Linked DNA regions of Homo sapiens: regions 2, 3 and 4 are each linked to region 1. A link is an interaction called in ENCODE POLR2A ChIA-PET data of the cell type or tissue named here. Cell type or tissue: PC-9. All regions are shown on one strand. Region 1 overlaps RND3 (Rho family GTPase 3). Region 2 overlaps MMADHC-DT (MMADHC divergent transcript). Region 3 has its middle 100 kb from the start of LINC01931. Region 4 has its middle 39 kb from the start of RND3.

The links. Peaks named below come from ENCODE experiments on the same cell type or tissue, not always from the same donor. Only the 100,000 strongest peaks of a DNase experiment are listed, where the experiment ranks them.
Region 2: POLR2A ChIA-PET joins it to region 1 with 5 read pairs; 2 of 35 experiments call an interaction of 5 or more read pairs at or near these places.
Region 3: POLR2A ChIA-PET joins it to region 1 with 7 read pairs; 4 of 35 experiments call an interaction of 5 or more read pairs at or near these places.
Region 4: POLR2A ChIA-PET joins it to region 1 with 5 read pairs; 7 of 35 experiments call an interaction of 5 or more read pairs at or near these places.

The regions. Positions count from the first base shown.
Region 1 is chr2:150,471,657-150,474,156 of GRCh38, reverse strand. It overlaps RND3 (Rho family GTPase 3), which reads left to right. Exons shown (of 6, transcript NM_005168.5): 5 at 2,396-2,500. Among named protein-coding and RNA genes, the nearest start is that of RND3, 15 kb to the left of the region's middle. In PC-9, no CTCF peak of the experiment used is centred here; a DNase peak (open chromatin) is centred at 1,496; H3K4me3 peaks cover 637 bases; H3K27ac peaks cover 2,393 bases.
Region 2 is chr2:149,761,620-149,764,119 of GRCh38, reverse strand. The region is part of intron 2 of MMADHC-DT (MMADHC divergent transcript); the gene reads right to left. Among named protein-coding and RNA genes, the nearest start is that of LINC01931, 96 kb to the left of the region's middle. In PC-9, no CTCF peak of the experiment used is centred here; no DNase peak of the experiment used is centred here.
Region 3 is chr2:149,959,763-149,962,262 of GRCh38, reverse strand. No RefSeq gene overlaps it. Among named protein-coding and RNA genes, the nearest start is that of LINC01931, 100 kb to the right of the region's middle. RefSeq lists an enhancer at 1-119. In PC-9, no CTCF peak of the experiment used is centred here; no DNase peak of the experiment used is centred here.
Region 4 is chr2:150,525,896-150,528,395 of GRCh38, reverse strand. No RefSeq gene overlaps it. Among named protein-coding and RNA genes, the nearest start is that of RND3, 39 kb to the right of the region's middle. In PC-9, no CTCF peak of the experiment used is centred here; DNase peaks (open chromatin) are centred at 1,355 and 2,295; H3K27ac peaks cover 2,246 bases.

The sequences.
Region 1 (2,500 bases):
CAGTGGGAGGAAGGGGCGTTTCTTGACCTTCAGCAGTTGAGACTCAGCCTCCAGGTAGTTGTAGAAGGCACATGCCGTGTTAGTCCATGGATCAGCATTTATTAGCCACTAGCTATTTTCTCAGCCCTGGCCTGTGTGCTGTGGGGTTTCAGAATCAGATCCTTGTTGGAGCACTCCCTCTCCTCCACACACTGGCTTCAACACCGGATGTGGCTGAGAGCAAGGCAGTGTCAACTGAGGGGTGACCCATGCAGCCCAGTCTGAGTATGGTATGGATTGAGAAAGACAAACATGCAGGTGTGGCTAGGTTGGTTTTGTTTTTTTCATTTTAATTTTTAGTGGAATTTATTTGTATTTTGTGTGTTTTTATTAGTTTACATTCCCCTATTATATTTGATTGCTTGGCTTGTGTGTCATTGTGAAATCAGGATTTGAAGTATAATAATCCTTCTGTCTCTACTAAATATTACAAACAGAGTTCAATAAAACTCTTAGTAGATCTCTTTCTTAATAGATCAAAGACTCTTTTTTCCTTTTTAGCTCCTTTCAATTTTGAGTAATACATATCTAACACAAATAATGCTAATGCTTGTCAAATCCAGGCAGGAATACACCTTTCCTGTCTTTAATGCTTGTAAACAATTGCTAGACATGCAGAGGGAGGCCAAAGTCATTACACAGCTGAAGAGCAACATAACAACATGTCTAGTTCTGTCTGGAGATAAAAGGGGTTGCTTATTTACTAGAGATTTTACTTGATGTAGTATCAGGCTATGCATAATTTATGATGAAAAGCCTTTCTCCTGTTTTATTTTGCTTTTGTCTTCTAAGACCAAATGAATAGTGACTTTGGGCTTATAGATATTAATGAGTATGTTTTACATTCCTGTGAGGTTTAAGGCTCATGATAACCCCTGCGGTTTGTCTTGATTAATGGAACCCTTTAAGTCCTTCACTATCAAAGAGGAGGTTAGAATGACTTGAAGTAGGGAGGATTTCTTTTTTTTTTTTTTCCAGTTCACCTTCCACTTCTAATGCCAGTGCCACCTAGCATGTGGTAGGTGTTCCTACATAATTCTGAAAGGAGTGAGGGAGAGAGGGAGAGAGGAAGGGAGGGAGGAAAGAAGGAAAGAAGGAAGGAAGGAAGGGAGGGAGGGAGGGAGGAAGGGAGGAATAAGTGGACAAAATGGGCTCTTATGGAAAGTATATTACTCCTTTGAATCCTCTGGTGTAGTTTGCACTAGAGTTCGTTACCCAAAGTACACCCCTAGATTTGGAGATGTCTCCTCTAGTGATCTTTTAAGTTATTCTTGCAGGATGTCCCTCTTATCTAGTGTTATACTTAATACATGACTTCATCACCCCCAGTATTCTGTGAATTTCCTTCCAGAAGACACAGCTATGTCTTAGTCATCATTGTCACTGCCACAGTACTTAGTAGAACACTTACATATTTGTGAATGTGGGTGGGAAGAGTCAGGCGCCACTTCCCCATCTCAGCCTCTCTAGGCCCTGCCCTCAAAGGCCAAAGATCTCCTGTGACCGCCCTGAACTCTTGACTCCCATGCTGTTGCAGAGCTCAAGCTTGAGGAAATGAAGCCACAAAAAGCTGCTTGCTTGTTCTTAAAGAGGACAGTTGGAATTCCAAGCCAGGCATTGCTGAAGGTTCTAATAATTCTTGTTAGATCATGAAACAACTAGACAAATTGGAATAGATTGAAATAGTTTTAAACTAACTTGAAGGCATATGAGCTACAGGACCAGCTGCCTTCCCGATGACCCAAGAGATGTTCCTTTGCAAATGTCATGGTCTGTGTTGATGCAACCATGTGAACAGAAACTCCTTCAAGGCAGGATGTTCTGTTTTATTAACTATCTCAGGTACTTAAAATAGAGCCTCAGCTCGTGGTGGCATGCTTCAGTGTTTCATGATGGGATCAGGGAATGCATACTTGTGCTAGTGTTGCCTCTGCCTTATCCCCAGCCTTCTAGTGAAGGAGGATCAGATCCACACATCGAAGGATGTGGTCACTTGTTAGGATATATAATTATTCTTAAGACACATTTATCTTTAAGAGACACACCAATAATTAAGACATTATTGAAGCTACCTTTGGACAACATCTACCAAGTCTCTTTCAGTAGCAACAGATGAGTCACAGAGAGGGAGAATCAATCATAATATACATAATTATTCTCTAATGCTTAAAAAGTAGTAAAACTTCACATCTGTTCAGGAGATAAATGCAAAGTTTGCTTCTTCATCTCAAGGGACACTCCATTTTTAACATCTTTTCTGAGTTTCATTCTAATGTCAGCCAGTGGAGAAATGGTTTTCATGATATGGATACCGTTACTTTGTTCATTTTTAATCTTTTTTTTTTTTCTTTCATAGTGGAAAGGTGAAATCCAGGAATTTTGTCCAAATACCAAAATGCTCTTGGTCGGCTGCAAGTCTGATCTGCGGACAGATGTTAGTACATTAGTAGAGCTCTCCAAT
Region 2 (2,500 bases), 710 kb after region 1:
CCAAACACCACAGGAAAACCTGAATTCCAATGCATCCCCACAAACACAGACTAATTGGTGAGCCTAGACTTTTACTTGCACACAACCATAACTAAGTGTCCCTTCAATCCCCACCAGAGTGGTGGCCAAGGGGAGAGCAGAAACTTTTATTTCCACCCCTGGTAACAAGCCCTTTTCCAGTTGTGGCATCAGTAGAGACCACAGTAGGGTAAAGGATGATTCTGTAATTCCACTCTCACCCATCCATAATGAAGTGCCCTGCCAATGGGGTTGGTATCAGAGGAGGCATAGTAGAGAATCAGAAATTTCACCATCTCCCAGGTATGATAAAGCTAACCTCCCCATACCCTCAACCCACAAGTGTCAGTGGAAGCTAGTAAGAAGCAGTAATAAAGCACTTCTGCCCTTCCCAGCCAGCATGGTATCAGTGAAGACTTAATGGAGAGCCAGAACTTCCAACTCTGCCTAACAATAATGAGAAATCCCTCCCCAACTGAGGTGTCACAAGAGGTTGAAGAGGGACCCTGGACTCTACTACCATTTGTCAGTAATGACGTAACGCCTTCCTTTAGAGGACGCCAACAAAAACAAAAGATTTAACTAAGATCCATGGTCTCATAATGAAATACCCAAAATGCGCCGGTACGGTAAAAAAATCACTTTGATGTCATAACAAGAACCAGACAAATTGCAGCTTAAATAAGAAAATATAGTCAATAATTCACCAGATGACATAGATGCTGAAAATCTCTGACAAGGATTTTAAAGCAGCCGTTATAAAAATATTGTATTAAGTAATTTACAAGCATGCTTGAAACAAATGACAAAGTATATCTTTTGCAAGAAAAAAATAAAATAGGAGACATGAAGAACCAATGACCAAATTAAAAAATAATAATAATCTCACTGGATAGGCTCAATAGCAGAATGGAGAAGACAGAGGAAAGATTCAATGAACTTAATGTAAAACAATAGAAATTGCTCAATCTGAAGGACAGAGAGAAATAGACCTTAAAAAAAACAAAATAATCAGATACCCAGAAACCTATAGATCCATAAGAAATATCAAATATATGTATTATAAGGGTACCAAAAGTAGAGGAGAAAAAGGGTGTGACTAACAGGTATTTGAAGAAACACTGGATATCCATTGGCAAAAACATGACTCTTCACCTAAATGACAACCTTATACCAAAATAAACTCTAAATGGATTATTGATTTAAATAGAAATTATAAAACTACAAACTTTTAGAATATAATGTAGGAGAAAATCTGTATGACCTTTAGCAGGGAGTTTTTAGACATGTTATCAATAGCAAAATTTATTTTTTAAAAAATCAGTTGATTAGATTTCATCAAAGCTAAAAGTTTGTCTCAGGAAAGACACTGTTAAGAGTATGAAAACACAAACTAAAGACTAAGAGAAAATATCTCACGAGACCTATATCTAGAGCATGTAAAGAACTCTAACAAAACTTGAAGATTAAGAAAAAATAAAATTTTAAAATAGACAAAAGACACGATGAGATATTTCTTCAAAGAAGGTATACAGATGTCAAATAAGCACATGAAAAGATATTCATCACTAGCCATTAGGGAAATACAAATTAAAACCAAAATGAATTATCATTATGCATTTATTAGAACATTTAAAATTTATTTAAAAAAACAGTGACAATACCAAATTTTGGCGAGTATGTGAAGATATTAGATCTCTTTTTTTTTTTTTTTTTTTTTGAGATGGAGTCTCACTCTGTCACCCAGGCTGGAGTGCAGTGGCGCAATCTCGGCTCACTGCAAGCTCCGCCTCCCGGGTTCACGCCATTCTCCTGCCTCAGCCTCTCGAGTAGCTGGGACTACAGGCGCCCGCCATCACGCCTGGCTAATTTTTTATATTTTTAGTAGAGAAAGGGTTTCACCGTGTTAGCCAGGATGGTCTCGATCTCCTGACTTGGTGATCCGCCTGCCTCGGCCTCCCAAAGTGCTGGGATTACAGATGTGAGCCACCACGCCCGGCCGACACTAGAACTCTTATACATCGCTGGTGGGAAGGTAAAATGATAAACTACTCAAAAAAATAGGTTAGCAGTTTCTTCAAAACTAAACATATACTTAATATCTAACCTAGCAACTGCACAACTGGGCATTTATCCCAGAGAAATTAAAACATATGTCCACACAAAAATCTGTACACAAATGTTCGTATCAGCTTTATTTGTAAATAGTAAAAACCTAGAAACAACCAAAATGCCCTTTGACAGGTGAATGGCTAAACAAACTTCAGTATATTCATATCATAAAATCCTACTCAGCAATAAAAATGACACAATTTACAACATGGATGTACCTTGAGGGAATTATGCTAAGTGAAATAAGTCAGTCACAAAAATACAAATACTGTGTAATGCCACTTACTTGGGGTATTTATAGTAGTCAAATTTATAGAAACACAAAGTAGAATGGTGGTTACCAGAGGCTGGTGGCAGAGAGCGGGAGAGG
Region 3 (2,500 bases), 510 kb after region 1:
GCAAGGGTTGCAATCCTAGTCTCTGACAAAACAGCCTTTAAACCAACAATGATCAGAAAAGACAAAGTAGGAATTACATAATGGTAAAGCAGTCAATTCAACAAGAAGAGCTAACTATATATAGCTAACTATATAACTATATATAACCTAAATATATATGCACCCCATACAGGAGCACCCAGATTCACAAAACAAGTTCTTAGACACCCAAAAAAGAGACTAAAAGACTCCCACACAATAATAGTGGGAGACTTTAACACCCCACTATCAATATTAGATAGTTCAACAAGACAGAAAATTTAACAAGGATATTCCGGATGTGAATGCAGCTCTGGATCAAATTAACCTAATAGATATCTACAGGACTCTTCACCCCAAAATAACAGAATATACATTCTTCTCAGTGCCACATGGCACTTACTCTAAAATTGACCACATAATTGGAAGTAAAATGCTTCTCAGCAAATCAAACAGAATGGAAATAATAACAAACAGCCTCTTAGACCATAGTACAATCAAATTAGAACTCAACATTAAGAAACTCACTCAAAACTGCACAATTACATGGAAATTGAACAACCTGCTCCTGAATGACTCCTGGGTAAACAATGAAATTAAGGCAGAAATCAAGAAGTTCTTTCAAACCAATGAGAACAAAGAGACAACATACCAGAATCTCTGGCATGCAGATAAAACAGTGGTTAGAGAGAAATTATAGCACTAAATGCCCACAGGAGAAAGCAGGAAAGATCTCAAATTGACACATTAGCCTCACAATTAAAAGAACTAGAGAAGCAAGAACAAACAAATCCAAAAACTACCAGAAGACAAGAATTAACTAAGATCAGACTGGAACTGAAGGAGATAGAGACATGAAAAACCCTTAAAAAAATCAGTGAATCCAGGAACTGGTTTTTTGAAAAAATTAATGATATAGACATACAGCCAGCTAGACTAATAAAGAAGAAAAGAGAGAAGAATCAAATAGACACAATAAAACATGATAAAGGGGATATCACCACCGACCCCAGCGAAATGCAAACTACCATCAGAGAATACCATAAACACCTCTATGCAAGAAAACTAGAAAATCTAGAAGAAATGGATAAATTCCTGAGCAGATAAACTCTCCAAAGACTAACCTAAGAAAAAACCAAATCCCTTAATAGACTAGTAACAAGTTCTGAACTTGAGGCAGTAATTAATAGCCTGTCAACCAAAAACCACCCAGGACCAGACAGATGCACAACTGAATTCTACCAGACATAAAAAGAGGAGCTGGTACCATGCCTTCTGAAATTATTCCAAACAATTGAAAAGGAGGGACTCCTTCCTAATACATTTTATGAGGCCAGCATCATCCTGATACCAAAACTTGGCAAAGATACAACAACAAAAGAAAACTTCAGGCCAATATCCCTGGTGAATATTGATGTGAAAATTCTCAATAAAATACTGGCAAACCAAATACAGCAGCATGTCAAAAAAGCATATCTACCATGATCAAGTTGGCTTCATCTGTGGGATGCAAGGCTGGTTCAACCTATGCAAATCAATAAACATAATCCATCACATAAACAGAACCAATGACAAAGACCACATGATTACCTCAATAGATGCAGAAAAGGCCTTGAATAAAACTCAACATCCCTTCATGCTACAAGCTCTCAATAAACTAGGTATTGATGGAACATAACTCAAAATAATAAGAGCTATTTATGACAAACCCACAGCCAATATCACACTGAATGTGCAAAGCTGGAAGCATTCCCATTGAAAACCAGCACAAGACAAGGATGCTCTCTCTCGCCACTCCTATTCAACATAGTACTGGAAGTTCTGGCCAGGGCAATCAAGCAAGAGGAAGAAATAAAGCGTATTCAAATAGGAAGAGGGGAAGTCATATTGTCTCTGATTGCAGATGACATGATTCTATATTTAGAAAACACCATTGTCTCAGCCCAAATCTCCTTGAGCTGATAAGCAACTTCAGCAAAAGTCTCAGGATACAAAATCAAATTGCAAAAATCACAAGCATTCCTATACACCAATAATAGACAAGCAGAGAGCCAAATCATGATTGAATCTTCATTCACAATTACTAAAAAGAGAATAAAATACCTAGGAATACAACTTACAAGGGAAATGAAGGACCTCTTCAAGAAGAACTACAAACCACTGTTCAAGGAAATAAGAGAGGACACTAACAAATGGTAAAATATTCCATCCTCGTGGATCGGAAGAATCAATATCATGAAAATGGCCATATTGCCAAAGTAATTTATAGATTCAATGCTATTCCCATCAAACTACCATTGATATTGTTCACAGAATTAGAAAAAACTACTTTAAAATTTATATGGAACCAAAACAGAGCCCACATAGCCAAGACAATCCTAAGCAAAAAAGAACAAAGCTGGAGGCATTATGCTACCTGACTTCAAACTATACCACAAGGCTACAGTAACCAAAACAGCATGGTAACCAAAACTGATGCCAA
Region 4 (2,500 bases), 54 kb before region 1:
TGGTATATATGTATGTGTATATATAATGTATGTATGTATGATATATATGTATATATTTATATATGTACGCATATATAAAATATTATATAATACATATATATAAACTACTCTCTCCTAGTTTGCTTAATTCAACACGCTCATGTTCTCTCTACGTGTGTGTGTGTGTGTGTGTGTGTGTGTGTGTATGTGTATTAGGAGATTTCCTATGCCTGATTATCATAGCACAAGGTGATGATGTGCTATGCCCCTGGGCATGGGGAAAGTGGGGTTAAAGGTACCCTCTGAGTTTAGACATTTAACATGCTGTCTTAGATGAACACGTATTAGCATTTTAGCAAAAAAGAAGCTGGTGAAGGAATGATAAAAATAGAAGAGCCAGTGAAGGAAAAGCTAATATAACCTATTAATGTATAAAATATTTTTAAAGTTATTTTTGTTTTTTGTTTGTTTTTGGTGGAGACAGAATCTCGCTATGTTGCCCAGACTGGTCCAGAACTCCTGGCCTCAAGTATTCCTCCCACCTTGGCCTTCCAAAGTTCTGGGATTACAGGTGTGAGCCACTGTGCTTGTGGAATTGTCAGGGAATGATTTATAGTGAAGTTGTGTCAATAAATGTAATCTGAAGAGTGATGTGCAAGTTCTTATGCAAAGAATGACAGCCAGCAAACAAAATACAAAATGATTTTTGATAAAATGTTCAGATAAGAAAATTAAAAAATTAGTTTGACTGCATGATCTAGCCATAGTTTTCTCAGACCCTTATCTTCCTATTTAATAGGCAAAAACTATTACAGAGACCTAATTTAATAATCTCTAGAACAGCTTTAATATATTTTTACATTTAATCTTGTTTTTGAAGAAAAGGTATAGTACAAAGCAATAGTTTCCACAAAAGAAAAGAAGAACACTTCAAATCACTTGAATTAAAAAAAGAAATAAGTATATATATATATATATCTTCTGTAGGAGATGCAAACTGAAGATAATGAATTAAAATTAACTGAAAGAAATATAATATTCCATCACATACAATACGTAGATATTGTTCTGGTGTTAAAATAATTTATTGAAATATTTTTCCTTTCTCTGAGTTAAAAATAAAAATTAAGTTGTTCAAAATGTCATTTTTTATAGTGCAGAATATCAATAATATGTCCAAAAGATACCTGTGATGAAAATATTATATAGGATTTGCTAAATGCATGCAACTTATTTCAAAATGATTTCAGAAGAATTCCACTGTCACAGTTCTGTTTCCCAGCAGCAGTGGCACCACCAGTAACCAGGCAGATACTGGCTTTTCTGGTTCAGAAGAGCAAAGAATGTTGACAGAAAGCACCACCCAGTGATTCATGTGTCACAAGAAGGTTTAAATCATTCTTCAGTAGAAGAATTTCCAAGGTTATTCCTTCCCACAAGCTTTGTATATAAGTCACTCTGCTATTCCCATGGTTACCAAAAGGGGAGAAAAAAACAGTATACTTCAAATTTCAACTGCTTTGCTGTTCAATCCCAAGCATAAAGTGACCTTCATCTGAACACTGTCTCCTAGAAAGTTTATTTTTTTCAATTGATTTGGATATGACCTGTCCCTTTGAAAACAATGTACAAGTATCCCAAACAGACAACAATAACATTTATCTTCTATACACATAATAAAAGCTAGAGTTTTGCATCCAGCTACACTGCTTAACTTTAAATAATCTGAGAGGATTGGACAGCAAGGAAATTACCCAGAAAACTATCATCTGGCAAAATTTTATAAACGAAGCAAAATGGAAAGATAGAAAAAATGATTCTTTGAGTTGGGTTGTTGGGCCCAGTAAGCCATGTGAAGGATTCCCATTAGCTCCAGTTAAAGGGACTATTTTAAGCTTTGTAGTTAAAAGGAGTTATTAAGATACAAAAGGACAAACCATCCAGGTTACATGGCTCATGAGTCCTACTAACTCCTTTTTCCTCAAGGAAATATAAGAAAGCAAACAAGCAAAACAAAACAAAAAGATTTGTAAACCAAAAATAAAATTCTAAGGCCCCCTCAACCATCTGAATAGACTTTCTCCTTGGCAGGGCCTCTTTTAAAATTTAACCTGAGAGACCGTTTCAGGCCATGAAGGGAAATGGGAGTTGGACATGTCTCATTACACCTCTCCAGCATTGACATCAACACAGACCTTAAGTCTCATAAGAAGCATTTTACAGTCTCTCCTCTCTGAAGCCTGCTACCTGGAGGCTGTATCTGCATGATTCAACTTTGGTCTCCACAACCTCTTATCTTAACCTAGACATTCCTTTCTATTGATCCCAGGTCTTTAGGTGAACTCAACCAATTGTCAACCAGGAAATTTTTAAGTCTACCTGTAAGCTGGAAACCCCCACTCCACCCCCAACTTACACCCAGCTTCAAGTTGTCCCACCTTTCTGAACGGAACCTATTTATTTATTTATTTGTTTTAAAAAAGGAGTCTTGTTCTGTCGCCCAGGCTGGAGTGCAGTGGTG